Linked DNA regions of Mus musculus: regions 1, 2, 3, 4, 5 and 6 are each linked to region 7. Evidence: chromatin loops called from intact Hi-C (ENCODE). Cell type or tissue: heart. All regions are shown on one strand. Region 1 overlaps Cfap70 (cilia and flagella associated protein 70). Region 2 holds the start of Ppp3cb (protein phosphatase 3, catalytic subunit, beta isoform). Region 3 holds the start of Mrps16 (mitochondrial ribosomal protein S16). Region 4 holds the start of Sec24c (Sec24 related gene family, member C (S. cerevisiae)). Region 5 overlaps Synpo2l (synaptopodin 2-like). Region 6 overlaps Ppp3cb (protein phosphatase 3, catalytic subunit, beta isoform). Region 7 holds the start of Anxa7 (annexin A7).

Region 1 (4,000 bases), 80 kb before region 7:
ACTGACCACAGAATTGCTGTGTGGCCCAGGATGACCTTAGCCAGCTGATTCTCCAAGCTCTGTCTCCTGGAAGCAGGAACTACAGGATGTGCTGCCACACCCAGTTTTATGTGGTGCTGGGGACTGAGCCCAGGGCCGCTTTCACGAGAGACATCCCTTCAACCAACTGCACTGTGTCTCTAGCCCGGCTTGTCTAAGACAAGAGCCTAGTATTTTCCCCAGGTTGGCTTATAAGTTCTGAGCTCAAGCCATCTTGTGACCTAAGCCCCTTGAGGGCTGGGATCATGCACTGCCACCCTCAGCAAGACCCTGTCTCTTTCCAAAACAAAACTTCCAAAACAAGTAAGACTTGGAGGCTCTTTCTCCTCTTGTACCTACAGCTGACCTTGAGCATTCAGCCTAGAAACTGGTTGCCTAGTAACCACAGGTCAGTAGTGCCTTGAAGATGGCAGCTTGTACTGACGCTAGAAAGAAAATCCTTTACTTCACTGCAGTCGGGCTCTGATTTCTGTCAGACCTGGATTAGCCTTCCCATGCACATGGTCGTACATTGTGACTCCATGTTCCTGTTGGATAAGGTTCTAAATACAAAACTGGCACTTATGGGTGAAGAAGGGAAAGGAGACAGAGACAAAGTCAGGGAGTCAAAATGCCTGTGGCAGAACAGTGGCAACTCTTAGGTGAGTCCAAGTGACTTGTTCTTCTATTGCGTACTCTCATGGCTTTGCTGTTGGTATAGTGTCATGACCATGTGGCCCTTTTTAGGATGGCTGTGACACAGGAAGAGTCAAGGAAACACGAGAAGGAAAGCAACGTCCCTGTCTGGGAATCTGCCTGGAAGTCAAAAACTTCAACTCAGCTGCTGAAATTGGAACCACCCCTGGAGATAGCGCTTGTCTCCTTAGAGACAAGCAAGGGTAGTGGTGTTTGCTTAGGACCAGAAGGGGCTGGCATTTGCTTAGGACGCGGAGGGGCTGCAGTTTAACTGCATAGCCACTCCTGTCTTACCCCCAACCCCAAAAGATGTTCCTCATGAAACCTTGGCAATTTCATTTAATAGAGGAAATCCTTAAAAAAAAAAATGTGCCTTATTTTTAATCACATGTATGTGTATCTGCTTTCGTGTGCCAGCAAGGCCTGTGCAGGCTGGAGATGTCAGATCCCTGCAACGGGAGTTCTGGGCAGTTTGGAGCCACCTGGTGGGGGTGCCAGAAATACACTCTTTGGCTGCTGCTGCAACTTTGGTTTTTCGTTCATTTGTTGAGACCTGGTTTCTCTCTAGAGTCCTGCCTATTCCGGAGCTTGTTCTGTAGATCAGGTTGGCCTTGAACTCACAAAGATTCTCCTGCCTCTGTGTCCCAAGTGGTGGGACCACTGCTCAGCTAAAGATTTCTTTTACAAAGATTTATTTACACGTATGGGTATATGCCATGTATGTGCTGGTTCCTGGAGGCACCTCCAGACGGACTCAGATCCCCTGAAGTCGGAGTTGCAGATGGTTGTGAGCTGCCTGGTGTAGGTGCTGGGATCAGAGTGCCCTGGTAGATGTTTGTGAGCTATTATAGAAGTACTGGGATCCAACCCGGGTTCCTTTGCAAGAGGTTACCCATGGATGCGTATATAGCACGTGTTAACCACTCAGCCACTGAGCCACCTCTCCAGCCCCACAACTCACAATGTTCACTTAAATTTTGAATTCATGATCTTCAAAAACTTGCTGTACTGGCTAGTTTTGTGTCAACTTGACACAGCTGGAGTTATCCCAGAGAAAGGAGTTTCAGTTGGGGAAAATGCCTCCATGAGAGATCCAGCTGTGGGGCATTTTCTCAATTAGTGATCAAGGGGGAAAGGCCCCTTGTGGGTGGGATCATCTCTGGGCTGGCAGTCTTGGATTCTATAACAGAGCAGGCTGAGCAAGCCAGGGGAAGCAAGCCAGTAAAGAACATCCCTCCATGGCCTCTGCATCAGCTCCTGCTTTCTGACCTGCTTGAGTTCCAGACCTGACTTCCTTGCTGATGAACAGCAGTATGGAAGTGTAAGCTGAATAAACCCTTTCCTCCCCAACTTGCTTCTTGGTCATGATGTTTGTGCAGGAATAGAAACCCTGACTAAGACACTTGCTTAATCATTAAAACTTTTTAATGAGAGCCCAGACTCATACATGTGGATGTTGTGAGGACATCTAGAATGCACTCTGGAGAAGGCCATCCGCATTTGGGATGTCTCCTCCCCAAATCACATTTAACTAAAGGGTATGCTATTCTGTGTTTCTATCTAATAAACTCCAGAACTCTGCTTCATCCTGACTTGTCCTGAATTCTTTTCTGCAGTACAGCCATGGATGTGGTTGTACCTAAGGTGTAAGTCTGATAAGTGGCTCTGAGGTGTGGCAGGACCCAGGCTGGAAGCTCCTGAGGTTACTGTAGGTGGCAGTGTTGAGCTACTTCCCTCTGTAGCCTCTGCCAGGTCCTGGACCATGGATCAGAACCTTCTCTTTCTTTCCCTTACCTCTTTCTCTTCCAAGTAGATGTGTCCCAGGCGTAGGAAGATGAAGTGCATCTCAGAAGCATCAACTACAAAACTAATAGTTCTCTCATAGCATTCTTTGGCCTCAGCATGGTTTCCACTCAGGAAGTAGAGATGGCCCTTCACACCCCAGACATTAGGGTTCTGAGGAAACAAAGAACACGCAGGGTGATGTGGCAGTTAAGTCCCTAATGAATTTTGTTAAACATTTAATACATTTCCTCCCCTTTTTCCCCCTAAGAGCACGCATACGGAGAGAGCCGTTCTAGTCACATGGGTGGGCATGCTCTCATTCTTGTATTCCTCAGAAGCCATTTTGTCTTTGGGGTGAATGTTGAGATAAACACTCAGCGATCATCCGTATGATGCTATTAGAAGCAAAGAAAAGTCTAGAAACTTGAAATAACGAGCAACTCCTGATAAATGACTGCCTATCCCTTACCTTTTATAGAACTCATGATTACTAACAAAAGCCAAATGCACACATAAATATTACCCACACAGGCTAGCAGTCTCTGAGATGTGGCACCACTGATCTATTGACTATTTCCAGACAGAGGATCATGAAGCTGCCCATGCTACCTTCCAGCTCTTGGGCTCGCTCGCCTAGGCAGCTGAGACATGCTATTGTGTTCCGCTTTCATCTCTGCTTTAGCAAAGACCGTTCACCCCTTCTTGTTCCCATTCAAGAGGCTTTCTCTAGGAAAATCAGTACCAGGTAGTCCATCTGTGCTGCTTGCTGCAGGTACTCCTCTGTCTTGGCAAAGTCCTTCTTGAGAAGATGTGTCTGGGCCAGAACCAGATAATACTCACAACTGGGTCCTCCTTGGGGGCACAGCAGCTCATGTGCCAGCACTCTGTGCACAAACTGCAAGGAAACCCAGGGATAAAGAACATAAGAATGACTGCACTGTGCTAGCTGAATAGCTTTTAGGGTGGAGAGAGTGTGGCTCTGATGGCCACAGTGAGGGACGTCTTATAGGGGAGAATGAACATCTGCAGGGGTACAGGGACAAGGGAAGCCACAAGCTACGCAGTCAGCAAACACCAACACTTCCAATGCAGCACTGCATGGTGCAGGCCTTGTGACCATGAGCTTGAGATTCAGACTGCTCTTATGAGGTTGTTCAGGCAAAGGCACTTCGTCAACCCCCCTGCTTACACTTGACGGAACATTTCCAAACAGTTGACATTTTAAGGAAACTCATAATGAAACAATCCCTGCCTCTCTAATGAGCTAAGACTTGGGATTTCACAAACAGACATTGCTGCTTTTGCCATAGCACTACACATTTATGTTAGTTAGTACCAGTGCATCGGAGGCTCTTTATCCCCACCCCCTTAAAAGACCTGCAAATCTGGTGCAGTTGCACGTGCCTGTGACACCCCCCACCCTCAGCTTTTGCAGTACATTCTAGTCTTAGTCTGCGATACGGAACCCTTATGCACACCTTCCCAGGAAACTACCCTAGCA
Region 2 (4,000 bases), 66 kb after region 7:
TGAAACTTGCTATGTAGACCAGACTGGCCTCAAAATTAACAGCAACTTCCTGCCTCTGCCTCCAGTGTGGTGGGATTAAAGGCATGTGACCACAGTATCAGGAATTCTAATACATTCCACATAGAAATGAAAGTTGTCACCATGAAGAAGATACAACTAATACACAACATGCATTAACCATACGTTTATAACTGAAATTTCCCAAACAAGCTCCTTTCCTACTAAGAAAATGGTTTTCATTTCAAAACAATAAACTGTAAATGGCTATGTATTAGACTCACAACTCACCCCTAAAGAATCTGCCTTCTGCTTGCAACTCGTTTTTCCTTCATTAAAGCAGTATGAGAAAAAGATTGCTACATAAATGACAAGGAACAAGATTCACAAAAGGACAACATAAATACATGATTTGGGAATGTGACTAGTTACGTCAGCTATTATTCTGGTGAAAAGTATCCAGAAAAATAAGCACACAGGAAATATAGTTAAGAAAATGAAGAAGCAGGCAATGGCCTGTTTCAACCCCCACCTATACAATTACAGAAATTAATAGGATCAATGCCTGATCTTCTATCCTTCAAGAAAAAAAAAAATCCCAGAAAAAGAAGCTCATAAACTATTCATTCTAGGGGCTGGTGAGATAGCTCAGCGAGTAAGAGCACTGACTGATCTTCCAGAGGTCCTGAGTTCAAATCCCAGCAAACACATGGTGGCTCACAACCATCTGAAATGAGATCTGACACCCTCTTCTGGTACGTCTGAAGTCAGCAACAGTCTACTTATTTATAATAATAAAATAAATCTTTGAGAAAAAAACCTATTCATTCTTTTTTTAAAATTTATTTAATGTATATGAGTACACTGTCACTGTCTCCAGACACACCAGAAGAGGCATCAGATCCCATGACAGATGGTTGTGAGCTACCATGTGGCTGCTAGGAACTGAACTCAGACTTCTGGAAGAGCAGTCAGTGCTCTTACCCGCTCTTACTCCAGTCCTATTTAGTTCATTCTAATGCTTAACCCAACCACATATGTCATGCTTTAAGAACCTAAAGTGCAGATTGAAAACAGAAAAAACACAGGTGGGCAGTGGTGGCGTACACCTTTGATTGGGCTCTTAAGAAGCAGAGGCAGGCATATCTCTGAGTTCCAGACCAGCCTACTTTCCAAGTTCCTGGCTAAGACTACGCAAAAAAGCCCTATCTCGAAAAACCAGCACACATACATACATACATACATACACACACACACACACACACGAGAAAAGGGTTTGTTTTAAAATATTTTAATGGCAAACCATGGTCACAATTCAAAGCAAAGCTAGCAGTATTTAAACACTGTGCCAGTCTATACTTGAGACACTGAATTTGAAAATTAAAATAACTTTAAAAATGAGCATAATCTAAATGACGAAATCTTCATTTTACGATTTCTGCTTATTGACTGCAAAATAAAGAAAAATAATTTCAGTTCTTAATATTCTTAATCCATAGTATTAGTGTGGTAGATGGGCTCTCTCTGAGAGCCTGGACTTTTAAGGAACTTTCAACTGCCTCTCAATTTAATTTAAATAAATCTGTTTATCTGTACACACACGTCCTCCCTGGCTCAGAAGAATTTCACTTTTCCTTCTAAAGAGTAAGTCGTGTGTTTAGAGGCGGCTTGTAAAACCCTTTCTGTTAAGTGTACCACTTCCTATACATGGGACTTTTTTGCCTCCTCTTTGTAAGATGGCTTTTTCCCCTGCCCCGCAGCTACGTCTGGGTTCCTAGGTCACCCCGGGATCCTTCATCCTGGTCCAGTCCCATACGGTTTTCCCGATTTCCGCGCGGGGTGGCATCTGAGGGCCGAGCGCAAACCCCCTGCGGCTGGCGCTAGCTAGGCGTTGTCACCCGGGAGCAGGCGTGGGCCAGAACGCGGGCGAGTCCAACGGCGTGCGGCTAAGGGGTTCCGGGGCCCCTCGGTGCGCCCGGGCAAGCCGGGAGTGCAGCTGTCGAGGAGCCGGAAGCTCTTAACGCGGGCGCCGCGCCGACCACAGGCAAAGCAGGAAAGAAAGGGGCTCACTGCGGCGGACGGCCCTGAGCCCGCGTTAGCGACAGCCCGCGCACGACGCCCGCCCGGGCCTGCAGGGCGAGCGGGAGACCGAGGAGCAGCCTACGCCTCGGCCCGGCCCAGCGGGGACCCGCCCAGGGGCCACTCCCCAAGGGAGGCAGCCAGTCACTCGCCCGCCCCGCCAGGCCCGCTCCTGAGGGGACGGACTCCCGCCCGCCCTCACACCGCGCCTCACGCCAGGCCCCCAGGCTTCGGGTACCTCTCACCTTTGACGACGCGGTCGGCCCCGAGAGGGGGCGGTGGGGGCGGGGGCGGGGGCGGCGCGGCCCGGGCCGGCTCCGGGGCGGCCATGCTGGGCCCGGGGCTCGGCTAGGTGCCGGGACGGGCGGGGTTGGGGGCGGGGGCGGCGGCTACCAGAGCCAAGCGGCGGCGCCGCCGGGGAACATGGCGGACCCTCTTTCCCTTCAGAGGGGCTAAGACCGTCATGCATCGCGCGTGCAGGGGCGGGGGCGGGACAAGCTCCAGGGACTTGAGCAAAATTACCGAGGCTACTACAGAAACGGAAACAGTCCAAGGGATCAGGTGAAAATTCCGTACATGCAGAAAGACAAACCAGTAAAGAGAGGTTGCAGATTAAACTGAGGGGCTGTTGATAAAATGCAAGGGGAAAAAAGGACGGTTTTTTGGCCGCTTTGGAGCCCAGGAAAATGAAGAGGTGTAATTTGATCTCAGAATTTCCCAGGCCTAGACAAATATATGACAATTTATCTACAAAATCTAAGTGATAATACTATGGCCAGAGAGAAAAATGAAAGAAGCATCAGGGAATCTATAGAGTGGCATTATCATTTAAAATGAAATTTTCCCTTTAATACCAGACCTCAGGAGGCAGGGGAAGGCAGAACTCTGTAAGTTCAAGTCTAGCTAGGTCTAACCACTCAGGGCAACAAAGTGAGACTGTCTCAACAAAACGGGGCCCTAGAGAGTTGCATAGAATTCGAACTCTTGCTTTGAGAGTTTGGAAAAGTCCAAAGGCACATAAATTCAGCTGGAAAAGTCTAAGCACCACGATTTAAGAACCAAAATGGATCAAGGGAAGTAGGGAATGACACCAAGAGGTGTCCTGAGAACCTGTAAGATTCCCCTGGAAAGCCATTGCCTCTCTCGTAATTCACTGAGCAAATAAATTTGAAGGCAGAGAGATGGTTCAATGGATAAAGGTGCTTGCAGCCAAGGACTGTGATTTAAGTTCCTTAGGACTAATCCCCATGGCCGAAGGAGACAATGGAAAGAAGGAATTAGACTCCTTCTAGTCTGACATCTACTAAAACTTGTAAATAAAGAAATGAAATAGAAAAAAATGGAAAGCAGAGACTAAGTAGGTAGAAAATAGGAAATTAGTTCCTTATCTTTGTACATACTCGGAATTTGAATTTGGGCAACTTGCAGAAACAGATCCAAGTTGACCAGCATCCAAGAGGTCAAGAAACAAGTACAGGTGGTCCTTAACAGTTATTAATAAGATGCTCAGATGCTGAAGGCATAGGCCACCAAACCCAGTAATGGAACCACAGGGCACACAAGGTATTAAAAGAGAACTGACTAGTACAGCTTACTCTAGCCTTCATGTGTCCTCCTCATACATATGCACAGTCATTACACTTCTTCCAAAAAGATAGAATTGTGTGTATGACACGAGCAGTGTTGAATGGTTCAGGGGCCAACATATCTACTAAGGCCCATGTCTCTATGTTATAGCATCCAAATAGGATGAAACAAGAAAGCCCTCTGTATCTTATTACTCAGTAACACAAGTTCTCAGAATCTGTCCTCAGTGATTAGGAGGGCAACGTTCTCAGCATCTGTTGTTTCTTTGTGTTCATCAGTAAGATCAAGATCTGGAATAAATAAGGAGGGAAAACCCAATAGACATTCTTTGCAAAGG
Region 3 (4,000 bases), 86 kb before region 7:
GTAGTTTCCCAAGAGTCTGCTTCCCAGAACTGAAACCCAACACCTGACCAACAGCATAGGCAAGAAATAGGCTCCTGGCTTGCTAAGCTCACTGTCTACTTCCTAACACCGTTCTCCTCACTAATAAACAAACAAACAAACAAACAAACTGACAGGCAGGTATCCACGACACAGTTGTCCCATTTTTTTTGCACAAAATCCCAGTCACTTGGAGTGTTCTAAAGGAGACCATAAAGGGGGTCTCCAGATTAAAAAACGGCAGTTACACTACTTCACCCTCCACTCCTGTCCAGAGCAGCTTGGATGGAATAGAAACCATTCTTCTTTTCCATCCTCACAGAGTTGACCACAGTATAACATCTGTTAAATTATCTAAGCTCAGGGCTGGTTTACCTAGAAGTTTCTCCATAGGCTTAGAGAGGTGAGCCCCACAGCCAATCCAATGCCGGATACGGTCCAGGTTGAGGGCAACTAGTTTTTCTCCGTGACTGTTGGGTAGTGGATCATAGGAGCCCAACTGCTCCACAAATCGGCCATCCCTGGGGCACTTGTTGTGAGCAGCCACAATGCGGTAAAAAGGCCGGTTGGTGCAGCCACCCAAAGCAAGGCGTATGGTTAGGTGGCCTCCGTGGTAGGCTTTGCAGAAAATGGTTGCTGTAGAGAAATAGTTCGTTAGGGTGCAAAAATGTTTAGTAGACTCAAAATATAAGGTAATATAAGGTAAAGGCACAATTCCTCCTTCTACTGCAATGTTCTCACTTCCAATCTATGCCCTGCCCCATCCAGCTTAGATACAATCGTGTGGGTGAAACTCCTCCTTAACCCCTCCAGACCAGACATACCTCCTTTTTTCCAAATCCACATAACACAGTCCTGCCGAGGTTGGGGTCCACTTTACCCTTGGAGACTCCATCTTGTAAATAGTCTCCACTTTGTACTAAGATAAATTCTAAGAAACAGCTGAATTCCCAGAAATGGCTTCTGGCCCCAGGCGCCCCATATGAACTTAGGCCACAATATCTCACCCTATGCCTTGTTGGTTAGCAACTAGTCCGGACTGAAACCAACCAGCCACTATATAGGCTCTGACTGGCTGGCCTCAATCCAGGCCAAGTTAAGAAGCCAACTGAGACCCTATAGGTGGAACAACAATATGAACTAACCAGTACCCAGGAGCTCTTGTCTCTAGCTGCATATGTATCAAAAGATGGCCTAGTCGGCCATCACTGGAAAGAGAGGCCCATTGGACTTGCAAACTTTATATGCCCCAGTACAGGGGTACGCCAGGGCCAAAAAGGGGGAGTGGGTGGGTAGGGGAGTGGGGGGTGGGTATGGGGGACTTTTGGGATAGCATAATGTAAATGAGGAAAATACCTAATAAAAAGTTTAAAAAAAAAAAAAAGCCAACTGAGGTACTTGACCGGTAGTAACCCACTTAAAATGACAGGTATGGAAAACCATGCATGTGGTCCCTAGCCCATCCAATTTGTGGTTTTTATGTTTTAAAAGGTTGTCCTGTCTTGCCCCACGCTGTCACGTTTTGGACCCCGAACCCAGCCGTCTCCCCGAAATATTAGCTTTTAAAATAAGCTTGCTGGTTTAAACTTGGTTTTCATATTGGATTATTTCCAAATTCTCGGACCCTAACACCATTTACTAAGCCATGACCTTGTCTTACCCTTAGGTGCCTCATCTGTAAAACGATTTCTACGATGTGTGGTAAAAAACTGAGACAGGCTGGGCGCGGTGGCGCACGCCTCTAATCACAGGGCCTTTGGGAGGCAGAGGCAAAGGTCTGTCTAGGAAGGAGTTCGAAGCCAGCCCGTCTTTACGCTGCGAGTTCCAGGCCAGCCAGAGCTACCCAGTGAGACCACTGCTAAAAGCGAGACGGACTGAGACGAAGCTCCGCTGGAAGGCGATGTGGCCGCGCCTAGCCCGGGTCGCCGCAGCCCACGCCCGCCCGGAAGCCCCGCGCACTCACTGAGCTGGACCATGGTGCCTGGGCGAGCGGCTCTCCAGCTGTCCCGCTGCACAGCCCCGCGGCACAGAGCCTGAAGCCCGGAAGAGCGCCCCCAAGCGGCCGGCGGGCACACGACGCGACGTCCGCACCACTCCAGAGCCGGAAAGCCCTCTGCGGAAGCCTCCGGCCGATCGGCCCGCCCCTTCCGCTTTCTCTTCCAATGCGCACGGGAGGGCAACCGAGCGCCGGGAGTGCCACAGGGCGCCGGTGACTGATCCTTGACTGCTACGGAAGAGGCGTGTCTGTAGGCGTGGGCTGCTGGCGGTCTTCAGCTGAGTGCCTGCGGCGTGCGGGAGACTTTCCTGTCCGCGGCGGTGCTGAGTTCCTTGCAGGCCGTTCCATCCTGCGACGGTTCCCCCGCCTCCGGAATATCCTCTGTTCTCTTACCCACTGTCAACTGTGTGTGACACAGCACAGTTGTATTCTGGTCCCACCTTTGAAGATGTTGCCTTAATTTCCAAGCCCCAGTAACATTGGTCCAGAACTTTGGCAATTGTGCACCTCCAGGGAATCTTACCAACAAGGTGATCAGATAAACTTTAAAAAGTAATTCTAATAGTCACACCATTATGCCAGATATCTACCCACAAATAGTGGCTATTAATTAGCTACATGTACATAAGAGCATATAAAATATAATGTGCTATACATACGACTCCAGAAACATGATAAATTTTGAGTTTGGGGTTTATATTTTTTTAATGTGAACTAAAGGGGTGGGGATGGGCAGGCTTCATCTGGTGACAGTTTGGAAAGGAAACGTGCTTGGGGCTCCATATTAAATATCCACTTGTAAGGCTGTCAGAAAGATGGATTTCCAAAACCAACCATTTCCTGTACAGTGTGGATTTCTTCAAGTAGAGCCTGGTCTTTCAGTTTCAGCTGCAGAAACAAGGCAGGGAAGAAGTTATGTCCAACACACCAGGTGACTTTGAAGACCCCTAATTTAAGAGGCTCCAGATTTGTGGGGACGGGATGGGCCTCTCCTGTATTCTCGACACCATGGAAGCTCTCAAAGAATTGGAATGTATTGGATCTTGGGTGGGAATTCATCAGGCACTGAGCGCTCTCATGGTCTGTACACTCTCAGAATGGCAATCAGCTGTCGCATACCTTTATTGTGTACTTATAAGCCTGCTCTGCTTCCAGTTGTCGTCCAACCTGAAAGAAGCAATTAACATCTTTCCTAGTAAAATGTGAATCGGAGGTTACTGACCACATCCATCTCAAGGAGGAACCGCCCAGAACATTCTCCTTGTCATCAGTAGAGACAAATCTGGAACTCTTCCAACTTCAGTTGCTGTGTGCTAACAGCCAGCTTACCTTTCTTTCTTAGTTGGGCCTTCACCTGACCCCTGAGAGGGCCTTGTGAAGGGACAATAAGAAACACTCACTTTCAGGCAGACCAGAGCCAGATAGGCCCACACTTCGGCGTTGCAGTTATTCAACGCGTTGGCTTCAGACAGAGCATCCTCAGCTTCCGTGAGCTCCTCCAGCTTGGCAGAGAGAGAGTTAGGAGATACAGTCCAAATTGGTTTCCACTTAAGCATAGTAGAGTTGTTAGAATTCCTTCTAGGCTCCACCCCACGGTTACCTGGCAATTGCCAGGTATGCCTAGTTTACTATGAAAGGAGCTCCTCTCTTTGCTCTCTCTCTCTCTCTCAATGATTCTGGCCTTCCCTCTTCTCCTCTTCTTCCCTCCCCGCCCCCCCCCCTTTCTCTGTCTCTACTACTTTCTCAACTCCCTTACACATGCCCTAAATAAACTCTATTCTATACTGTATCTGTTGTGTGGCTGGTCCCTCAGGGGGAAGGGGTGCCTCAGCATGGGCCCACAGAGGCAACCTCTCCCACCTCACTATACCACACCTCTACCAAAACATATCCTGGCCTCTTTTCTACTTCATAAAACACAACTAGAGTCAGCTTAGATGAATCTGCTATTCAACCAATAGATGTCCACGACCTATACCAGTGCTA
Region 4 (4,000 bases), 190 kb after region 7:
CCAGCTACAGGCTGTAGACATCTTTATTAACCAATCACAGATAATTTGGGGAGCGAGATTTATATAACAAAAACTGGTATATGTGACGGTCTTGGAGCAGCCAGATCTTAGGGTGCAGAATTAGCATTTGAATAAAAGCAGTACCAGACCAATCCACTACAGTTCTGCAGGTTTGTGATAAATCCTAACTATGACAAAGTTATAAAAATCAGAATTTAGAGTTAGAAAAACAGTATCTGAGTTCTTGTTACCTTGTTATTAGTGTGATTTCACAAAGTTGCTTGACTTTACCAGTAACAAAAAGCATCTGGCTCTCCCTTCTCTGCTTAGTCACATGTTTGTGTGCGGGTTGCGTGTGCATGTGACTGCAAGTGACTGGAGTCGCAAGAGAGCATTCTATCTCCCGGAGCTGGAGTCACAGGCAGTTACAAACCTCTCAGTGTAAGTCCTGGGGAACAAATGGCTCTTTTGCAAGAGCCACCTTTGCCTGTCCCTTAGTTTTACTTTTTTTTTTTTTTTTTTTTTTGGTTTTTTGAGACAGGGTTTCTCTGTATGGCCCTGGCTGTCCTGGAACTCACTCTAGAGACCAGGCTGGCCTCAAACTCAGAAATCCACCTGCCTCTGCCTCCTGAGTGCTGGGATCAAAGGCGTGTGCCACCACGCCCAGCTCCTAGCCAGTGCTCTTAACTGCAGACCTATCTCTCCAGCCCCACACCCACAACACTTTGACAGCTATGGGTTCACCTAAAATCACACACACACACACACACACACACACCTAAAATAACACACACACACACACACACACACACACACACACACACACACAACCCCTCATTACTGGTCTACACCTACTAGGTAGTAACTGAACAATCACCAGGCAAGCACCCTATACTGGCCTCCATCTACACCTACAGTTTTTTCTCTTTATTTATTTACCTTTTTGAGACAAGCTCTCACTACACAGCCCAAGCTAAACTTGAACTTTGTTTTTAAAGATAGGGTCTGGGGCTGGAGAGATGGCTCAGAGATTAAGAGCACTGACTGCTCTTCCAAAGATCCTGAGTTCAATTCCCAGCAACCACATGGTAACTCACAATCATCAGTAATGGGATCTGATGCCCTCTTCTGGTGTGTCTGAAGATGGCTACAGTGTACTCATACATAAAATAAATAAATCTAAAAAAAAAAAAAAAAGACAGGGTCTTATATAGCCTAATCTGGCCTTGAACTTGTGATAAACAAGGTGTGCCTGAGGTTCTGATCTTCCTGTCTCTGCCTCCATTCTAAGTGCAAAGTTGAGTTATAGGAAAATTTAAAATGCAATTTATAGCCTCCATCTTTAAGCTGTGAATCTTAGCTCTTATTAGGAGTGCATAACTTTAAGCAAGACAGATTATATCTGCCTCCTTATGGTGTGATGAAATATGAATGGGATAAATCATGTGAAATGCTAAGGTGAGGGAGGGCTCAAGCTCGGGCAGCTCAAGTGCTCAACAAATGTTATCTGCATTTGGCAAATTCTTAAACTGACAACTGTTAGTCAGCAAGAGAATCAACCAGGAGGGAGTCATTTGTCAAGCTTGGTGTAATGGAGTACTGTTTGCTGAGCCCCGTCCCCAAAACTGAACTACATGTAGGTGAATTAGAGCACATTTCTAGTCAGCTTTGGTAGCATATGCTTTTAATCGCAGCTCGCTGGGGGCAGAAGCAGAAGGATCTCTGTGAATTGGAGACCGGCTGGATCCACACAATGAATTCAGGAGGGTTATACAGTGAGACCTCCTATGAGAGAGAGAGAGAGAGAGAGAGAGAGAGAGAGAGAGTCATAAGAGTGGATAAAAGTGGTGGTGGTAATGTACCCTTTAATCCCAGCACTTGCGAGGCAGAGGCAGGTGAATTTCTGAGTTCAAGATCAACCTGGTCTACAGAGTGAGTTCCAGGACAGCCAGGGCTACACAGAGAAAACCTGTCTCTGAAAAAAAAAAAAAAATCCCAAATAAATAGGAAAGATATTAATTTACATTTCTAACAAGTCTCAGCTGATACTGATACTAGGATCCACGGACAGTATTTTAAAAGTGGATAGAAACAGGGCTGGTGACAAAGAACACTGGCTGCTTTTCCAGGTGACTTGGGTTTGATTTCCAGCATCCATGTATCTTACAAGATTTGTTAACTCCAGTTCCAGGGGATCCAGTGCCCTCTTCTGGCCTCTGCAGGTACTGTAGTCACAAAGTGCACAGATACACATTCAGGCAAAACACCCATACATAAGACATTTTAAAACAAGCTAGACAGAAACAACTGACTGGTTAGTAACTGACATGCAAACTTAAATGCCCATTTTTCTCTAAGCATGCATTACTGTGTAACTACCATTACGTAGGAAAAAACCCCACAAAACAGTTTGCCTACTCTATTCATGAACCTAAGTTGGCCCAAAGAAGTGCTTAAAGCATAACAGCACAGAAAGAATTCCAATGCATGCAACGGAGAGGTTGGAAGCATAAAAAGTGGGAGTTCACGGTGATCATGGGTTATATATCCAGTTTCAGGATAGTCTGCCTATAAATTGAGATCCAGTCTCAAAAAACTGATTAGAGGATAAAAGAGCAATAATCATTTATTAGTTAACATTGTTCTCTGAAGAGTCTTATGATTACTGAAAGAATTGTAGCTCTTTTAACAGAGAGCAGGGAGGTCTTTATATTCTGGTAGAGTTACCTCTATTAAAAAAAGGGCAAGGCATAAAATGGTAACTAATCTTTATTGAATAAACATTATACTGAACAATCTTAGGAAACGTCTCTAAATTCATCCCAATTCACTGTTCGACACGAATTCTTTTCATTAAAGAAGTAAACCGGGGCAGAAGTTGTCCAAACATTGAACTAATCGGCCCAAAGTCGAGGGTTAGAACCCACCCTACCACTACCACGTGTGGCTCAAAGGTCAGGGTGAGCTCTACCGTAGGGACGCAAATCAACGGGGTGAAAGGTTAACAGGAAGTGGATACAAGACTAGCTGTCCTTAAAGTCAACACACGACGAAGGGAGCGTTACTAAAAATAATCTGACCTAGTTTTCTCAATACCCTCTCAGCTGGTAAAGCCATAAAAAAAGTCTGGAAAATGTGGAAAAATCTGGAAAGGAAAGAAAAAAAAAAAAAAAAAAAAAAGCATGAAACTCAGCAATACTTTACAGACTGCGTCCATGACGGGATACACCACATACGCATGCGCAACATCCGGGTTTCCGGAAGCGTGCCTAAGGCCGACGTGGCAGAAGGAGTGGCCTAGCCCTAGAGCATGGGGCGGAACTTCCGGGGACGGCACGCCAGCCCCCCCCCCCTCGGAACCGGAAGTTGAGCCTGGGAGCCTTGACGTTAGGAACGAAGTCGAACCTGGATCTGGAGCCGGGTGAGGAGTGGCATCGCGAGGTTGCGTGGTGGGGAGGAATGCTGAGGAGAGGCCAGGGTATTTTTGGCCTGATCGCTGTCCGGTTTTAGAGGAAAGGGAGGAGCCTGGAGGCGGGGCCTAGAAAGAGACCCTCACCTCTCGCATCTGTGGCCGGCGATCGGTCTTAGGTCCCCGGACCCCTCCCTTCACCTCCTGGCCCAGGTTCCGGCTCGCTTCGCCCTCCCAGCATGTTGAAGGGCATTAGAGGATTGGTCTTTACTGCTTAGTGAACCGGCCCTCTTCGTGGCCCTAGAGGCTGGCTTGGCTTCCGGATCTCGATCTCTGGAGCGCTCAAGCCTCCGCATCTCGGGTACTTTCAGAGTTCTAGGAAGCTTGCCCCGCCCCTTTCGGTTGTCACCCTCGGCTATCCCCCTAGAATGGAGTCAAGATTGGAGTTTGACTCTGAGCTTATTCGGTCCCTCAGCCTCCTTCAGGAAATTAAAGGGAGAGGGACGTTTCCCAGGCTTGATGTTGGTGGCATGTGCAACGTTTAGCGTTTGGAAGGACTGTTCTAAAATGGCTTTGACTTTACAGAGTTTT
Region 5 (4,000 bases), 180 kb after region 7:
GCTTGTATAACTCAGGCCCATGAAATTGTCCCTGTCTCCCAGTCTTGTCAGACACGTTGATTTCACAAGATGCTGTGCACATATCTCTACATGCTACAGGCACTCCTCTCTCAGGAGTTTTTCTGTAGTAGCTCTTGACCCCCACAGGTCTTTCTGAAGCTATCTGACCCTTTCAGTAGAAGGGGAAAAAACCTCTCTTACCTTTGCCTCAAGAGAAGCACACATGTATGTGTATTTGATGTCTTTCTAGAGCAGATCCTAACCACACATATTTGTGAAAGCACGCATGCGCGCGCGCACACACACACAGACACAGACACACACACACACATACACACACACACACACACCCCTAGGCGTATGCCAACTAACCTAGGGAAAGCGGAGTGAGGAGGATGGAGGGGCTTGGGACACAGTTCAGCCTCTTAGAAGCTTGCCTTACAGTGAGTGACCATTTTGCCTGAGATCTCAGTGGTCACTTTACAGTGTGCTTTTTACCTAACACTAAAGTGCTGCCCACAGAGAGAAACACAAATGCAAAAGGAAAACAGAGACCTGCTGAGACCTCTGGGTGGAGAAGCCAGAGAGGCAAGGAAATATAGAGAAGATTGCAAAGCAGAGAGGTAAGGGCCTTAAAACACCAGCAGAGAGCTGAGGAGGCTGAGGGAAACACTATCTCTGGCAATCGGCAATTGGCCTCAGATGTGGGGAGAAAGCCTAGGTAGGACAAAGCAGAAGAAACTTCTGGGAATCTAAGTTCCATTACTTGGTCCTGGGACCTATTCCCTGCTCACTGGTGCCCTGCCCCAGGCCTCCAGACATGGGCCTGCAACCCTGTTCTGGTGGCTGAGAACCGGGGCCTGGCTACTTGGAAACCACAGGAACTGGGAGCGGCAGCAAAGCTCCTGAGAGACTCTTGATGGTCTGGGTTAGGGACAGGGGTTGAGGCCAGCTCTGCCCTCCAAATGGGTTCGTCCAAGGTGGTAGCCGCTCTGGGGACAAGCACAGTGGGAGCCAAGGGCTCTGCAGTGGGCTGGGGTGCAGGAGTGGAAAATCTGCGGATCTCCTGAACTCGGGCAGTTTTGGGAGGCCCTGAAGTGGGGCCAGGAGTTGAAGAACCCTCATCAAAACAAAACATGGCCGTTTTAAGTTGGTATGGCTGATGTCGCATGAAATCCAGGGCCTTGATACCCTGCTTAGGGGTCACCCGAGGCCCCTGGGATTGAGCCTTATTGGGGAGAGTTCGGGCAGCTTGGGGAAAAAAGGGTGAGAGAAGTGGGTTGTAAGCAATAGGAGGTGGGGCACGGATGTTGGGTGAGTATTTCCAGGATGGGGGCAGTGAGGGTGTGGGAGAAGGACTTCTAGGGCGAAGGCCTGGATTAAGGCTAGAGCCAGATGTAGCTTCCACCACGTACCTATCGGCACGGCTCTGCCGTTTGGCAAATAGCTCCCCGCCCCTCCCTTGCAGCCTTGGCGGCTCAGGGATTCCCACCATCGGGGTCGATCCATTCACTAGCCCATCAAGGAGCCCTCGCGACCCAGGTTTAGGAGCCACGGGAGGTGGAGTCTTAGGCGTTGTAGGGGGTGGAGTTTTGGGAGCCATTGGAGGCGGGGTTTTCGGTGATACTTGAGGCAAGGTCTTGTAACTCCTGCCCCCTAGTGGCTGCATGAAGTTACAGGCTTCAGCCCCGAGGCTTAAAGCGTCCTCCTCCGGACCAGATTCCGCACCGCCCGCCCGAGGTTTTTCATCCAGGTTCTGCACTAGTGACAGCAGCTCCGGGTTGGGCGAGTTCTTCGTCTCTTCCTTCCCAGGCCGGAACATCTGCTTGCGGGTGCCCCGGCGCCTAGCCTCCTGCAGGATGCCGGTGCGGGCAGCCGGCACAGAGATGCGCTGCTCCCGAACGCTGGCAGGCTCGGGGACCGCGGGGCCCGGCGCCTCCGGGCGCGCAGAGTTTCTTAGTGGAGTGGACAAGAAGATGGAAGCGGTGGAGGTCATGGCAGCAGCGCTAGGAGGAGTGGGCGGTTCTGGGGCGCCTCCTGGTGTAACAGGCCGGCTTGGGGCTGGGATGTACAAGGAACTGGTAGCGGTCACAGGACCAGAGGAGCGTTGGGTGCTGCTAGAAGCCCCAGAGACCGGCGTGTGGCTGGGAACCACTGTGGTGAAGCTGGGCAGAGGGGTGGGCCCCTGTGGAGGGGCTGCGAAGGGGGACGGGGCGGGGCTAGTGCTCCCCAAGCCTTCATTCACCTTCTTAGGGGCCAAGGGCCGGAAAATCACTGAGGTGGTACCTGACCTTTGCCCTTGTAAACCTGGGGTAAAAGGCCTCGCTGACCTGTTAAAGATACTTGGTGCAGGGATGGGGGCTCCACCATCCGGGAAGAAGGGGGTAGGGCTGACTGCAGGGACCGACAAAGGGCTGAGTGGGAGCACAGCTGCCTCTGGGGGAGCACTCTGTGCTCGAGGTGGGGACTGCAGACTCTGCCCATTAAGCATAGCTGCTGGGCCCACCTGAGCCAGCTCCTGGGAGCTGGAGGCTACCCGCTGGCGCTGCTGTTCAAAGAGCTGGACCCCTCGCCCAGAGACCTCACTTAGCTGCCCTCCCAGTCCAGAGTTCTGACTCTCTGCTGTGCCTAAGCCAGCCCTAGCCAGCTCCATGTCTAGATAGGGGCTGTCCCAGTCGGATTGATTAGTAAGGCTGCGGGCGTCTGAGAAGGTCTCCTCGTCCAGCTCCGACTCACTCGTTGGGGGGATGCCGTCCTCCTCCTCTGTTCCTGTCCCAGCTGCGGCCCCAAAACTCACTAGGGTGTACTTCTTGGCTCTCTGCCGCCGCTTCTTAAACATAAGCACCCCCTTGGAGTGAGGGTTGGGGGCTGCTGTTAGCAGGGATGCAATGGTCCGGCATTTGGTTCTTGCCTCCTTTACGCTTTTCTCCTGGAGGCTTTCTGCGCGTTGCAGTTCTGCGGAGATGAAGAGGTGGATGATCAATCAGGGGGCTTCACGGCCTGTTCTAATCCTGCTCCCCAACGCTCCTACCTCCTGTTTTTTCACTGAAAGGACCCACAATGTCTCTTGCCTGTGACCAAGTCCTCTGAGTTAGAGACAGAATGGAAGGGGAAAGGTGAAACCAAGGACAGAGACACTGCCACACCACATCCCTTCTGTCCTGTCTTCCCTGGATTGCATTCCTACTTTCCAGGAGATGAGCCTTATCCACTTCACACATTCTTCACCTGCCTCCCATTCTTGACTGGCAGGAAAATCAGACACAGCCATGAGAGAGAAGAGATAAGGAGTGCTTTTCTCCTACCATTCTTTGTAAGCGGGCTCCTCACAGAGCTCGGACCTTCCCCCCACTTCCCACCTGTTACCCCTATAACTAGGACACACAGACTCTTTTTGTAACAGGATCTCTCTGTATAGCCCTGACTGTCCTGGAATTCGCTATGTAGACCAGGCTGGCCTTGAACTCACAGAGATCCAACTGCTGCTGTCTCTCAAATGCTGGAATTAAAGGCATGCATTACCACACCTGGCCCAACATACAGATTCTTAACATGAGTTTCTTCATTCACAGTTCCACTCATCAAGTTGTTCATTTCCACACATCATAAACACTCACAGAAACAACTCCCCACACACCTTGCTATAACATCAGTCTCCTGAAAGCCGGCTATGGGCGCAATTTCTCCATTCTACTTTTCTTATTCACGTGTTCCAGCTTATACACACATCAGTTCACATATACAAACACAGTGTTGTCCAAGTCAAATGCATTTGCATACCAGCATGCTTCAGGTAGTTCTTCCCAGAGATTTCCCTGTAGAGGTTCTGGTATCATATAGACAGGATTTCAGAACCGATCTTAGCCCTCCCAACTGCTAGAACATTCCTTCATACCTCTGCTCCTCACATCCAGGGATAATCTTGGGTCCAAGATGCAAGAAAAGGCAGAGTGCCACTCTCCAAGTCAACCCCCTAAGCCTTTAGGAGGTTTCAAGGTCA
Region 6 (4,000 bases), 58 kb after region 7:
CATACCTGGCTCTACAAAACATATCCTGGCTTCTTTCTTTTTTTATAGAACACAACAGGCTCACCATGCATGTAGCTCTGGCTGAACTGAAACTTGCATAGACCAGGCTGGCCTCGAGTTCAGAGATCCACCTGTCTCTGCCTCCAGAGTGGTACAACTAAAGATGAGTATCAGCATATTCAACTTTTACTTATACTTTTAGCCTCCTAAGTGCTGCTAAGATTACAAATATGTACTTCTAAATAGAAAGCTTCAATTCAGACCCCAGCCTTATACTCTAGGTCTGTATTAAACTATCAAATATCTCCAACTTTATGGCCTACAGAGTTTGTAAACTTAACTTGCCAAAAAGTGAAAGCAGTGTCTTTCTATCTAAACCATTACCAAAACAGTTATCAAATTAATCTGCAAATTATCCTAGACATGACTTTCTTCCTCACCCTACATGGAAAATAGATATCTTTAGTCAGCAGAGACACTGATTAAAGACTTCCTTCCCTCCTCATGCCCAACCACTACAATCTTTCCCATTTTGCCCATTACAAGCTATTTTTTATGAGCATGTGTCTAGACCAGAGGACAAATCTGAGTGTCATACACTTGGCTTTTTCTTGTTTTTTGTTTTTGAGATGGGATCTCTCAGTGGTTTGGGATCCACCAAGTAGGCTAGGTTATGCTGACAGGCAGGAGAGATCTGGAGACCTGTCTCAACCTCCCCAGTACTGGAATTACTAGCAAGTATTGCCACAACCAGCACTTTTTATTTGGGTTCTGGAGACAGAATTCAGGTCCTCAAGCATTCGACTGAGCCACTTGCCCAAACCTACAGAATACTCTTTCTAAAGTTCGAACATCAATATTCTGTTATCAGATTAGCTTTACTATATAAAATTCAAAATCTTTTTTACTTCAGATATATTTTATGTGTATGAGTGTTCTGTCTGTGTACACATGTGCCTGGTGTCCTCAGAAGTCTGAATAGGGCATCCAATCACTTGGAATTAGAGTTATGAATGGCTGTGAGTCACCATGAAGGTGCTGGAAACTGAATCCAGGTCCTCTGTAAGAGCAGGAAGTGCTCTTAACCACTATGCTAGTATCTATCCAGCCCTAAAACACAAAATCTTTTAACAGGGCATAAAGGTCCCTCATGACCAAATACATACCTTTATTTTACCCTCATCTTTTACTACTACCTTATATTCAGAACATATTCTGTTGCAGACACTAATTTACTTATTTAAAACTCTTTGTATCCAGGACCATTTTTGATCAAGGAAATAAGTTCAACAGCCATTTAGAAAAAAAACAAAACAAAACTCTCTGCATGGTAGTGCAGAGAGCAGTGCTCAGGAGGCAGAGTTAGGTAGATTTCTATGAGTTTGAGGCCAGCCTGGTCTATGTAGCAAGATCGAAGCCAGCCAAACTACATAGTGATAATCTGTTCAATAGATGACAGATGGATAAACAGAGGAATGGATACGGATGGACCAATAAGACTGATTTACTTTGCATGTCATATTGTTTTGGATATATAATCTCATCTTATGTTGTAATAGTTGAGACAAGGTCTCACACTGTAGCTCAGACTCATCTAGAATTCACTATAACCATGCTGAACTTGAACTTCCACAATCTCCTCTTAGCCCTCCCATACCCTGGGATAATAGGATTTCATAACACCCAGTTACCCCTTGTCTTTAAATATCATCTAGTATTTCAATCTTGGAAACTTTTATGATATTCCCAGCCTACATTAACAGAATCCTTTATTTTTGGACCAAATAACATAGGACATGATACATACTTATGTTGTATCATGTACCAACTGCATCATTAAATGCCTGTCTTCCTTACCAGCTTATGAGTACCTTGAAAGGGGCTAACTCTTTCATCGCTGTATGTCAAATGATATATAATATAGTTTACTCAATTATTACTATGTAATGGTTTCTAAAATACTCATACATCTTAAGACCAATTTATGTAGCAATGACAATGTATTTATAATGATTAAGTCTGTAAAGTTCTTTCCAATACACAGTTCCACATGATTTTCAGAGATGTCTTGTGATTATACAGATTTCATCAATGAGGTAATAGATTCAGAGATGTTAATTAGCTTCTTAAAGTGCAGAGCCATGGTTCAAACTAGGTCTAAATGATGCTCCAGTATCATGTCTTTATAACACAATGACAAGTTTCATTTGACCTAAGGGATCATTAAAAGGCTCCTCAAAAAAAAAAAAAAAAAAAAAAAAAAAAAAAGGCTATCTCAAAAAACATAAACCAAACTAATCAAACAATAGGCTTTTCATCAGTCTAAAGTAGATCTATGAAGTAGCCACATTATCTAAGAAAAGATTCAGGAAATAAAACAGCACTGTTCTCAAAATTTCAAAGCATTCCATGGGTCTCTTTGTGATTATTATTTAAGTATACTATCCTCAAATTCTGTTTCCTTCGCTGCTTTTATTTATTTATTTATTTATTTATTTATTTAATTTAGTGGTTTTAGAGCTTTATTGTAGAAAGGCAGGGAAAAGGAGAGAAGGTAAAAAGAGAGAGAGAGACTGGCCATAGCCACATGGAGAGAGGGGGGATGGGAAAGAGAGGAGGGCAAGAGAGTAAGAAAGGTGAGAGCTTAAGAGCTCATTGCTATTTTTGTTATAGTATCACTATTGTCCATCACTCAGATTAAAGAAAAAAAATTATGGATTTTTTTAACCCTTTCTGGATTTTAGACTTTTTTAGATTTATTATAGATGAATGAGTGTTCTACCTGCATGTATAAGTGTGCTGTATGCATGCCTGGTGCCCATGGAGGTCAGAAAAGGGTATCAAGATTTCTGGAACTGGAGTCATAGATGCTTGTTAACCGCAAGGTTGATGCTGGGAACTGAGAGTCTTCTCTAAAAGCAACAAGTAACAAATATTCCTAACCACTGAGCTACCTCTCTAGCCATATTCTTATTTTATAAAAATAAGTGTGGTCCTGAGTATGTGTATGTACACCACATGTGTGCAGCAGATGCCCTTACAGGCCAGAAGAGGGCTTCCAAAGCAATGGAACTGGAGTTACAGGTGGTTGTTAAGCCATCAGACATGGGTTCCTTGCAGGGAAAGGAACTCAGTTTCTTTGCAAGATAAAGGCTATTAATCATTGACTTGCTTCTATGACGACTCCAAGTCTTTTTGATTATTCAAATTCTTGCAGGGGTTTTTTTTTTTTACATCTTTATTACTGAATTTTCTTTTAACTGCAATGTGTTAACATTACTTCAATTCTTCTAATTTCTACTAGAAAACTTTAATTCTACTATTCATCTTCAATAAAACAAAGCACAGCTAATTTCCAGGCTCAAAAATTTAGGTAGTTTTGTTTGTTTAAGATTTGCTCGTTTAAATAGTTTCTCCTATTTCATTCAGGCTGAGACAGAACTTAAAAGCGCTCCTGTGTCTCCCTCCCAAATGCTGGGATTAAATGTGTACACTATATGACTGTAAATAGTTTCTTACTGAAAAAAAGGAATTCTTTCACCATGGGATCTGGATTCAAACCTGGGCCATCAGGCTTACACAAAAGTGCTTTTACTTCCACAGGCATTTCACTGAGTGAGATATTCTTCAGTATCCTGAAATTTTTTTAAAGATTTATTTATTTTATGTATATAAGTACACTGTAGCTGTCCTCAAACACACCAGAAGAGGGCATCAGATCCCATTACAGATGGTTGTGAGTCACTATGTGGTTACTGGGAATTGATCTCAGGACCTCTGGAAGAACGGTCAGTGCTCTTAATTGCTGAGCCATCTCTCCAGCCCCAGTGTCCTGAATCTTAAGGTCTTTTCCAATGAAATCTTTCCAAGACTGACCGTTCCCAGTCTTCTACAAGTAATTCCAATCTGTACTTCCACTATAACTGTTCAACTGAATCTCCTTAAAGCAAATTTAGTCTTACTAATCCTCAGTGTTGATGATCTGTTTCATTCCCATTCC
Region 7 (4,000 bases):
GCCAGCTAGCCTGGTGTATGGATAGGTAGCCAGAGACCCACACCCAAGACTTTCCTGACCTCCATATGCACATTGTGGCATGTGCACCCAGCCCCACAAACTTGTACACACATGCATGTACACACACAGATAAAAGAGTGAATCACTCCAATGACAAAGTTCTATTTCTACATTTTAACTACTATATTAAATCTTACCTTTAAGGGCCTAGAGGACTTATACCAAGATTTTTAAAACAAAACAAAAATAAATAAAGCAAAGATTATCTAGGTATTAGCATATGAAAAACTGAAACAATTTCAGTGCACCTTGAAGATTATTAAGTACCAGAAATGAAATGCCATTTCCATATAGGTCACAGAAATACCTTCACAAATGCACATTTATATAGGTACTAGGCTATTCATCATAGCATCATCTGTAATAGGAAAAGTAGTTCAAGATAATCTAAACATCACTTAGCGATAAGTGAATCATGAATATTCATAAAGTGAAGCTATAAACTATACACCTTCTAAAAGTCCTTTTAAAAAATCCATTAATAAAACCATCTACCACACGTGGTAAATTAAACAAAGCCAGGTGGAAAACAAGCGTTCTGCTAAAGAAATACACCCATTTTCTTCTCTCAGTAAACAAGCTCACAGGAAGGAGACAGGGAAGCAGAAAAGGGTGCAGCCTGACTGGGAGAGTGCATGCAGGTGTGTGTGGGGTGTGTGTGGGGTGTGGGTGTGTATGTGGGGGGTATAACGACAAAGCAGCTCATTTTTTCATGGCCTTTTAGCCCCTTTAAACATTGCTCATGTGATCACTTCAAAAAGTAGACTTTAAACTTTTTGTAAAAGGCTAACAAACCCTAGGGTGACTCAACAAATTACTCAGCTCTGCTGAAGTTAACAGGACTCTTCTGAGTGAACCAGAGCTTTTGTTTTCCCTTTAACAATGTTACAAACAACCTTTAGAAAAACTTGGAAAATCCAATCTTGGTTCTCCAAACCATCTCCACCCAGTGAGTCAGTTAGTAAAAGGGTGGATCTATGTCAGTCTCTCAACTGGCAAGAGGCCTAAGAAGTTAAGGGTGGGGTTGGGGGTGGGGACCGGTGACAAACTGGGAAGGGAAACAGGAAGTGTGACTTAGGCCAGGCAAGAACAGAAACAGTTTCCCAAAAGCCGCCTCTAGGTTCCGGAAGGGCCATTTAAAGCAATGACTGAGGATAACAGGGAAACAGGGCTTAGTCCTCTGCGTGGGAAGGTAGCCCTCTACTTAACCACGAGGGCTAAAGGGTGGTTTAAGTTTGCGGGAGCAAAATTATTTACTCCACTTGTTTCTAATGATTTCCTGGCCTAAACCGTAGCTCACTACACTTGTACTGTAATTGGGGCAGATTGCTTTATCAGAATGGCTCGCTATCACCTGGCAGCAATTAAGGAATGTAATGGATAACAGTAAAATACCTTTCGTCTTTTCACTTGGTTTAGCCATTCCCCTCTGCATCTTGCTTACCTAGACGGCTGATATGGGTCAAGGACAAGGAAAAAAAAATCTAGATTGTTACTGGAATAGTTTCCAAGAATTTTAAACCGGAGCTTACATATCAGGCTTGTGAATTCTGCCCTAGATGTCATTAAGCACGGCACAAATTCCTCAAGTTCCTCTAAATTTGCTGTGTCACCAAAAAGTCTAGTCACTAGCCAAAGCCAGCTTTCGGAGCTGCTAGTCGGCCTTCTGGCAAGGGGCTTCACCAGGGCCACCATCGGGCCTTAAGTCCGCCACTTGCGGCCCAACTGACCGAAAGCGGGGTACCACTGCTGCCTGGCATCCCACTCTAAGCCTAACAGAGTGATTTACCCACAGACCTTCCCAGTCCTCCAGCACGCAGGGAAAGCATGCCCAACCCACCCCAAACACCCGAAACGCGTCCGAGTCCGCGTCCGCCACCCGGAGGCCCACCTCGTTAGGACACGCGCGGGGCTCTACGACTACGGTTGGAAGACCAGACCAGGGACTGGGAACGAGCTGACTGACCGACGGAAGAACAGCAAGGGGAGGGGGTGCGAGTCCTCACCTGAACGAGAAAGCAGCGTCACACCCTAGCCCGCTTTCCTGCAATATGGAGCCAGAGGGCGTGGCGCATGGGCGGCGCGAGGGTGCTAGCTGCTTGGACCGCCCCCAAGCTCGGGCGGGACGCTGCGCCCCTCAGGTGGCTCAGCTAGTTTTAACACGTGTCTATATCTCAGCGAGGTAAATCTACTCCAGGTGGTGCTACTGTAGAAAGGAACTGCAGCTTTGGGTGGAGCCGCGCAAGTGGGCGGAGCAGAGGGACTCAAAGATAGAGAGCTCCAGGCCTCCGGGGATCCTGAGAACCTAGGTTTGTTTCATGTGACTATAGGGAATTGTGAGTAGACAGAACTGGAGTTGAATTAAACAAAACTAAGCAGGGTTCAAAGTTCTACTGGTCCATTAGTGTTAAACTCACCATATATAGAACTAAGTATTTGAGGCACTTACATGGAAAGAAAACATACACAGAGACATAGTGAAGTGATGAATGGAGGTTACAGGTCAACCAAATGTTCACCTCTTTTTTTTTTTTTTTTTTTTTTTTTTTTTTTTTTTTTTAAGGTTGGTCTTACTGGGACTGATGGGCAGTAAGGCAAGAATGGCTGATCAGTGAGCTCCTGGGATTCACGTATGCATTTTCAGTGATAGAATTACAGGCTGGCATTTGCACCTGACTGAGCCAGCTCTCCACCATGGCTTTCACTTTCACGACAAAATTGTATTTGGGTATGTAAGCCTGAGCATGACTTGTAGGGATTGTTTCCCTTCCTCTACCATGTGATTTTCAGGGATGGAATTCAGGTCATAAGGCTCCACGGTAAACACTTGGGTAAGGCATGGAGACAAATGCCTTCACACCTCAGCACACGCCAATTCCACTATACTACAGTTTTTAAAAAAGTTTATTTGTATAAGATATATTTCTGAGTGTGGGCACATGTGGAGGTCAGAGGACAACTTGGAAGAGGAGACAGTGCTCCCTTTCCACCATGTAGGTTGAGAGAATGCCACTGTGTTTTCCAGGCTTGGCTGCAAGGCCCATTTACCACTGGGCCATCTCACAGGCCCAAGGCACTTTCACTTGATATTTGAAACATAAAATTTAAAATAAGGTAAGCCAGGCAGTGGTGGCGCACACCTTTAATCCCAGCACTTAGGAGGCTGAGGCAGTTGAATTTCTGAATTCGAGGCCAGGCTGGTCTACAGAGTGAGTTCCAGGACAGTCAGGGCTACACAGAGAAATCCTGTCTCAAAAAGCCAAAAAGCCAAAAAAAAAAAAAAAAAAAAAAAAAAAAAATTGAAAGAAGGTAGTTTTTTGTTTTCATTGTTACATCCCAGAAGTAAAAGGTATCCTGGAATCCTCTGGTATTCCTGGAGCCAAGGAATAGCAGAGTCACACCACACATCAAACCTTACAGAATAGACTTGGCAAAGAAGCAGTGAAGAAGTGAGCAGAAAGCAGGCTTTCTATCCGGTGTCTTGGCGGGGAGGTGCAGACCTTTCCAGGGTGGCCAGATCATGAGCTTCTTTTTCTGTAGGGCGGGGCCTGGCCACTCCCACTCTTCTGTTCGAGTAGCCTGTGGGGTGGAGCCTGGCAGCTGGAGGTCTCTAGGTGCTTCATACAAGGGGAGTCTCTGCACATGGCTGCCCAAGTTGGTGTGAAAGCCAACATTTGTGCTACTCGTGTAATATCTAAGAAAACATTGTACAAATTCATGAAGATTTATATATTCTAAGCATTGAAGTTCTTTAGATCTCTGATCCATTTTAAAGTGTTTGAGGCTGGGTCTTCATATAGCTCAAGCTGACCTCAAAACTTGCTGTGCGACCACAGATGAGCTTGAACTGATCCTTCTTCCTCTACCTCCTGAGTGCTGTCGATTTTGTTGACTTTAGCCTTGCTGTGTAGCCAGGACAGCCTCCCAGTTCCTGAGCCTC

The links. A loop is a pair of places that touch in the nucleus more often than their neighbours do. Peaks named below come from ENCODE experiments on the same cell type or tissue, not always from the same donor. Only the 100,000 strongest peaks of a DNase experiment are listed, where the experiment ranks them.
Region 1: a loop joins it to region 7, with 2.3 times the contacts of the local background. A loop is called at or near these places in 5 of 42 quality-filtered maps.
Region 2: it touches region 7 in a loop (8-fold over the local background); 5 of 42 quality-filtered maps call a loop at or near these places.
Region 3: a loop joins it to region 7, with 2.4 times the contacts of the local background. A loop is called at or near these places in 5 of 42 quality-filtered maps.
Region 4: it touches region 7 in a loop (2.0-fold over the local background); 3 of 42 quality-filtered maps call a loop at or near these places.
Region 5: a loop joins it to region 7, with 2.9 times the contacts of the local background. A loop is called at or near these places in 4 of 42 quality-filtered maps.
Region 6: a loop joins it to region 7, with 2.0 times the contacts of the local background. A loop is called at or near these places in 5 of 42 quality-filtered maps.

Annotation. Positions count from the first base shown.
Region 1 is chr14:20,397,849-20,401,848 of GRCm38, forward strand. It overlaps Cfap70 (cilia and flagella associated protein 70), which reads right to left. Exons shown (of 29, transcript NM_029698.1): 24 at 3,242-3,394; 25 at 2,509-2,670. Among named protein-coding and RNA genes, the nearest start is that of Mrps16, 6.2 kb to the left of the region's middle. In heart, CTCF peaks have their summits at 1,183 (motif pointing left) and 2,424; no DNase peak of the experiment used is centred here; H3K27me3 peaks cover 217 bases.
Region 2 is chr14:20,544,035-20,548,034 of GRCm38, forward strand. It overlaps Ppp3cb (protein phosphatase 3, catalytic subunit, beta isoform), which reads right to left and starts at 2,539. Exons shown (of 14, transcript NM_008914.3): 1 at 2,322-2,539. The coding sequence starts at 2,406. 1810062O18Rik (RIKEN cDNA 1810062O18 gene) reads left to right here and starts at 2,259. Exons shown (of 6, transcript NR_033571.1): 1 at 2,259-2,310. In heart, a CTCF peak has its summit at 2,118; a DNase peak (open chromatin) is centred at 2,227; H3K4me3 peaks cover 2,458 bases; H3K27ac peaks cover 2,073 bases.
Region 3 is chr14:20,391,500-20,395,499 of GRCm38, forward strand. Mrps16 (mitochondrial ribosomal protein S16) reads right to left here and starts at 2,135. Exons shown (of 3, transcript NM_025440.3): 1 at 1,982-2,135; 2 at 394-654. The coding sequence starts at 1,994. Cfap70 (cilia and flagella associated protein 70) reads right to left here. Exons shown (of 29, transcript NM_029698.1): 27 at 3,415-3,516; 28 at 3,134-3,181; 29 at 2,691-2,902. The coding sequence ends at 2,822. In heart, no CTCF peak of the experiment used is centred here; DNase peaks (open chromatin) are centred at 1,092 and 2,192; H3K4me3 peaks cover 2,027 bases; H3K27ac peaks cover 1,627 bases.
Region 4 is chr14:20,670,968-20,674,967 of GRCm38, forward strand. It overlaps Sec24c (Sec24 related gene family, member C (S. cerevisiae)), which reads left to right and starts at 3,354. Exons shown (of 23, transcript NM_172596.2): 1 at 3,354-3,421. In heart, a CTCF peak has its summit at 2,219 (motif pointing left); a DNase peak (open chromatin) is centred at 3,464; H3K4me3 peaks cover 1,588 bases; H3K27ac peaks cover 1,809 bases.
Region 5 is chr14:20,659,511-20,663,510 of GRCm38, forward strand. It overlaps Synpo2l (synaptopodin 2-like), which reads right to left. Exons shown (of 4, transcript NM_001310431.1): 4 at 1-2,955. The coding sequence ends at 791. Among named protein-coding and RNA genes, the nearest start is that of Myoz1, 5.0 kb to the left of the region's middle. In heart, CTCF peaks have their summits at 1,696 (motif pointing left) and 1,920; DNase peaks (open chromatin) are centred at 1,631 and 2,751; H3K4me3 peaks cover 3,346 bases; H3K27ac peaks cover 3,708 bases.
Region 6 is chr14:20,535,944-20,539,943 of GRCm38, forward strand. All of the region lies in intron 1 of Ppp3cb (protein phosphatase 3, catalytic subunit, beta isoform), which reads right to left. Among named protein-coding and RNA genes, the nearest start is that of 1810062O18Rik, 8.3 kb to the right of the region's middle. In heart, no CTCF peak of the experiment used is centred here; no DNase peak of the experiment used is centred here.
Region 7 is chr14:20,477,829-20,481,828 of GRCm38, forward strand. It overlaps Anxa7 (annexin A7), which reads right to left and starts at 2,305. Exons shown (of 13, transcript NM_001110794.1): 1 at 2,067-2,305. In heart, CTCF peaks have their summits at 1,187 and 2,089; DNase peaks (open chromatin) are centred at 1,163, 2,113 and 3,593; H3K4me3 peaks cover 1,992 bases; H3K27ac peaks cover 1,815 bases.